Linked DNA regions of Homo sapiens: region 1 is linked to region 2. The links are chromatin loops, found by intact Hi-C in ENCODE. Cell type or tissue: endothelial cell of umbilical vein. All regions are shown on one strand. Links, peaks and the distances in the headings refer to the core of each region. The heading gives the core; the rest is flanking DNA.

The links. Hi-C counts contacts between places; a loop is a spot of excess contacts. Peaks named below come from ENCODE experiments on the same cell type or tissue, not always from the same donor. Only the 100,000 strongest peaks of a DNase experiment are listed, where the experiment ranks them.
Region 1: a loop joins it to region 2, with 8 times the contacts of the local background. A loop is called at or near these places in 4 of 110 quality-filtered maps.

What each region holds. Positions count from the first base shown.
Region 1 is chr10:119,232,780-119,235,588 of GRCh38, reverse strand. The region is part of intron 1 of GRK5 (G protein-coupled receptor kinase 5); the gene reads right to left. Among named protein-coding and RNA genes, the nearest start is that of GRK5-IT1, 26 kb to the right of the region's middle. RefSeq lists an enhancer at 1-15. In endothelial cell of umbilical vein, for the core only: no CTCF peak of the experiment used is centred there; DNase peaks (open chromatin) are centred at 1,588 and 1,968; H3K27ac peaks cover 2,109 bases.
Region 2 is chr10:119,305,476-119,308,284 of GRCh38, reverse strand. All of the region lies in intron 1 of GRK5 (G protein-coupled receptor kinase 5), which reads right to left. Among named protein-coding and RNA genes, the nearest start is that of GRK5-AS1, 32 kb to the left of the region's middle. RefSeq lists enhancers at 1,629-1,728, 2,139-2,218. In endothelial cell of umbilical vein, for the core only: a CTCF peak has its summit at 1,466; DNase peaks (open chromatin) are centred at 1,544 and 2,044; H3K27ac peaks cover 2,145 bases.

The sequences.
Region 1 (2,809 bases), core at 294-2,793, 73 kb after region 2:
TTCATGGAGTCTGAACAACCCGAGTGTGCCTTGTAAGGGGCCCTCAATGAAAAAACAACTGGTCCCAGACTCCCACTCTGCAGCACTTGGGACACAGCCAGCCAGCCCACAAACAGCAGTGCATTTGCTTTTCTCTTCACCGAGGAACTCATTTACATAGACTTGATGGTGTGATTTTGTTTCTAAACCTGGCTCTTTTGCTTTAACATTTTCCAATTACTTACATGCTAGTGAGTTCCAGGATATGGTTTTCCAGGGATAATAGGCAAATCAAGTTGCTATTATTCTCTGTCCACCTTGTTCCCCCTCCTGATTTGTTTCCCTAGTATAAATCTACACATGAAGAACATCACCACTGATGAAAGCCAGATTTAGAAATTACACTTATCCCAGCCTGGGCAACATGGTGAAACCGTCTCTACAAAAATAAAAAAAATAAAAAAAAATTAGCCAGTCCTGGTGGTGTGCACCTCTAGTCCCAGCTACTCAGAAGGCTGAGGTGGGAGGATCACCCAAGCCTGGGAAGGCAGAGGTTGCAGTGAGCTGAGATGGTGTCACTGCACTCCAGCCTGGGCAACAGAGTGAGACTCCATCTCAAAAAAATTAATTAATTAGGCCGGGCGTGGTAGCTCATGTCTGTAATCTCAGCACTTTGGGAGGCCGAGGCAGGCTGATCACCTGAGGTCAGGAGTTCGAGACCAGCCTGGCTAACATGGTGAAATGCTGTCTCTACTAAAAATACAAGGCGTGCACCTATAATCCCAGGTATTCGGGAGGCTGAGGCAGGACAATCACTTGAACCCAGGAGGCAGAGGTTGCAGTGAGCCGAGATCGTGCCACTGCACTCCAGCCTGGGTGACAGAGCAAGACTCTGTCTCAAAAAATAATAAGAAAAGAAAAGAAGAAAGAAAAGAAAAGAAAAAAGGGGAGGGAGAAAAGAAAAGAATAGAAAAGAAAAGGAGGGGAGGGGAAGGAGAAAAGAAAAGAAAAAATTACAGTTATCACCCATTCTTGGCTTCCAAATTAAATTTAAGACACATTATCATTTCAAATCCACCTGAAAAAAGTAACCCCCAAATGTACTTTTGCCTCCTACTGACGGTGGAACTTGGGCAAGATTCCTAAGTCTTCTGTGCCTCAGCTTCCTCGTTTATAAGATGGAATTAACCAGTTGTACTTGCCTCATAGGTTTGTGGCAGAATTGAAATAAGACATGTAGAGTAAGAATGAACTACTTTTAGTAATATTTTTTGTCAACACCAACGTGAGGAACGTGGTGGTTAAAAAAGCACAGACTCAACGGGCTGGGTTCAAACCCTGGCTCTTCCATCAACAACTGTGACCTTGGGAAAGTTTAGGAACCTCCCTGAGCTTCTGTTTTCTCATCTGTGGAATTAAGATAAAAATAATATTTACCTCCGAGGGAGGCTGTAAGGAGGTTCTGACATGCATAAGCAGTGTATTAGGTTTACAGCTATTTTGGTGATGATGAAACCAAGGCTAATGGGAGGTGGCACCCAGCCCTAGAGCAGCTGGCTATATCATACGTTCACAGATATGCCCAGGCCCCCACAAGGAAATAGATGGGGGATCAAACCAACATGTGTGTGGACAGAATCCACTTCCGGACTCACACAGCTATTGTTCCTAACACCTTGGGTTCACATTTCCATGGTGACTGGGATGTTTGTTTCCTAATCTTTCTTTGCTACAGTTGGAGTCTCACAAGGGCAGCCAGGTTAAGGATTGTATTCTTTGTGGCAAATATCAAATACACCTGGCCCTCTGCTCAAGCAAAGCCTGGGACAAAGGTGCACATCCAGCCTTCCTTGACTCAGGGGGCTGGCTCCTCCTGACCCAGGCCCCATGTCTCTGGCCTGCTGTCTTGGGTTCTTTAAGGCAGGTATCCCCTAAGGATGTGACTTTTAACCCTGAATGAGTCAGGATCCTTTGACTGTAAGTGGCAAGTCACACGTTCACCCAAACAGGAAACCAGGGGGGTACATCTGGCCCCCAGAATGGCTGGACACCAAAATGAAACAATGCAATGAGGACTCTCTCTCTCTCCCCCACCCCATCAGCCTTTGATTCAACATCGTGCTATGCCGCCTTTATTCTCAGATAGGCTGTGGCAACGGCCACCAAGAGCTCCAAGTTTCCCTCCACCAGCTTGGCAACCCCAGCAGCAGAAGAGCAGCCCTTTTGGAACCAAGAATCCCATCCCCATCCCTGAGGCCAAGCAGAGAATCAAGGCTCTGCACAGCCAGGGCTGAGTCATGTGCTCACTGATGGAACCAATGAGACATCATCTCCACCCAACCTTGTGGATTAAATACAGGGAGGAGTGGTCCCCCAAGAAAAATGGAGGTGCTGTTGCCAGAAGAAGAGGGGGTAGATGTGGGCCAGAAAAACAACAGACACCGTCTGCTCCCACATTTCTTCAAAGCTACTGCCAGGTGCTTGCCTCTGGCATGGAGGAGCCCTTCACCCTCCAAGACTTCACACTGGCCATTTGGCCACTGAGGGAGGCCCAGACCAAGCTGACACCTTTCCCCAGAGCCAGCCACATCTCCTGACTGCCCTGCAGCATCACCTGGGTGCAAATATTATAGTTTTTTATCTTTTAGCTGACACATAACTACGTATTTATGGGGTACATGGTGATGTTGCAATTCATATGATGTACAGTGATCAGATCAGGGTAATTAGCATATCTGTCATCTCAAATGTTTATCATTTATTTGTGCTAGTGTATTAGTCTCTTTTCACACTGCTGATAAAGACATACCCAGGACTGGGCAATTTACAA
Region 2 (2,809 bases), core at 112-2,611:
GGTGAGGCGTGCCTGGGGTGCGCAATCAGTGATGGGGGCCTGACCCTGATCCAGATCTGAACAGGAGCTGCTGTGGGCACAGCTCTAGTGCCCAAAGATAAACCCGGGCACTTATGTTCCTGCAAGGACCTGGGGAGCAGCCTTAGACCCAGCTCTGACCCTGCAGGTTCGGCCTACAAAGGCGCACTGGGCATACAGTGCAGACCCGCCATGGGTGCCCACTCCCAGGGGACCAAGGACGATGCCTGGAGAGGTGGGTGCTCAGATGGAGCCTCATAGAGGCAGGGTATAGGCTGGGGCCCCAGGTTCCCCATGACCCTTTCCCTCTGTCCTCTCCCCACCTCATTCCTGTGACACAACAGAGCAAGCTGGGGCAAGGCAGTGGGGCTTTAAAAGGCTTCCTAGAAAATGCTTCTTGAATTGTGAAATGGCCAAGGAGGGCTCTGTTGGCAAGATGAGGTTGTTACCCCTCAGAATTCAAAATCCAGTGTGTATGCAGAAAGGAGGGCTCGCCACCAGGAGACCAGAGTAGAGCATGGCTGCATGAGTTTCCTCTTGCTTCAGTAACAAGTTATTAACGGCACAAATGGAGTGCTATAGACACAAATGTATTATCCTACAGTTCTAGAAGTCAGAAGTCTGGAATCAGATTCACCGGGCTAAATCCAGGTGTCGGCAGGGCAGTGTGCCTTCTGGAGACTCCAGGGGAGAATCTACAGGCCACCTCTATTCCTTGGCTCAATTCATGGCCCTTCCTCCACCTTCAAAACCAGCAGTCGCTGGTCAGGTCTTTCTCAAGCTGCATCACTCTGAACTCCTTTTCACAGGCACAGTCCACTCTCCCTCTAATCAGGCCCACCTGATATCCCTGGATAACCTCTCCATCTCAACAGCCTTAACTTAATCACATCTGAAAAGGCCCTTTTATCAGGTAGGTAACATATTCACAAGTTGCAGGGATTCGGATACGACATCTTTAGGGGACCATGATTCAGCCTTAATCATGCAGTGATTAAGACTGCATGCTCCAGGGCCAGACTGCCTGGGTTTAAACCCAGGTATGTAATTTACTAGCTGTGTGACTCCAGGAAATTTACTCAACCTCTCTGTGCTTCAACTGGCTCCTCTGTAACCACATAGATATAGGCATCAATGAGCTGATGCACGTAAAGCATTTAGCATAGTTAAGAAAGTTCAGTGAATAAGGGCTGCAATTATCCCCTACTCTCCACCTAACTCAGAATGAATGACATCAGAGCTGAGAGGAACCTTGCTGATCACCCACGCCTGCTCCTCACTGACGGCTGGAGACACAGAGGCCCAGGGAGAAAAAGTGAGCCATCAAGGTCACACAGCATTTTTTTAGGCAACCCCCAGTACCCTATAACCATACCTAGTACAGACGAGCCCAAAGAAGCATCCCCCATGTCTCCCCAGTGCCCTGCACCCAGTAGACGCTAGAGGACACTGCACCCAGTGAGTCACCTGGAGGGAGAAGAGGGGAAGTGCTCCCCAGCAGAATGTCTGCAGGAAACACCTGCAGGTGCAGCGGCCCCGGCCAGATCCTCACACCCCACCCACCAGGCTCAGGGGCTCAGGCAGACGTGACACCTCTTTCCCCAGGAGAAGTCAGCAGAACAAATCTTGACTAGGGACACCAAAATCCATATTCGGGGCCAAGAGAAGGTGCTCTGCCCCGCAAGTGTCAGCCAGGACCCCGGCTTCCTTCCCTCGCTGTGTGATCTCAGTGTGGGTTTGGACACATCCCCACTCTGGGCTTCCATTTCACATCAGAAAACAGGACCTGGAATGGCTCAGTGGCTCTCAATCTGCAATCATGATCCAGGAGCCCCTGACCAAGTTTCAGAAAATCCTAGAAGAAGCGCACATGCGCCCCAAGCTGAAGCACACAGGAAGCTTGCTCATCCAGGCACTGAAGTTTATCGGTGTGTGCAGTTCAGGCTGAACAGACTCACACAGAGGTGTCTGCAATCAACAAAACGGGGGAAACAGTGACTCACCTCACACAGATGGCCTGTTAGCGGGCAAATTTCTCCACAAAAGGCGACAAGAATCACCACGGGTCCTTGGCAGAGCCTCAACTAGACTCTGCTGTTTCCAACCAGAGAGGACTGACTCATCCAAAAGGCTCCCCCCTCCCCCAAATCCAGCCCAGGCGGGCACTGCCCCAGTGGTTCAACTCCCTCACCATCACACAGTCCTCCAGCTGACACCCAGGACTCCCAGGGAGGCCTTCCAAGGGCTCAACACGGAGCCTTTCCATGGTCTCAGGGGTGGCTGAGAGCAGAGATACCGGAAGTACAGTGGTCAGGCCGTCACCTGCTTCCTCACTGGGAGTTATTTTCTGCCTCAGGGCCTTTGCATATGTCATTTCCTCTGCTAGATACACATTTCCAGAATCACTTTTTTGCAATGAAACATTTCAAGCTTACAGAATGGGAACAAAATTTCTTTAAACCTGCATACCCACAGGTTTTGTCAAAATAATTCCTCCATCCACTCTCCTGTTGAGAGACACGTAGGTTAGGTCTTCCAGGTTTTTACCTCTCAAATGACGTTGCTCTGGGCACTTACACGTGTCTCCCGGGGAGTGGCACTTTATTGCTGCCCCTACTTCACCCGGCCAAGTCCTCAGGTCTTAGGGTCTTGTCCTTCCCTGATCATCCCCAATCAATCAATCCAAGTCATACCCACACAGCTCTCTCCCACCACTCCTCAGTCAGTGTCTGGCTTTGAAAAAGCAGCTATCAAAATTTGTCAGCAAATTTTCACTTATGCCTTTATGGGG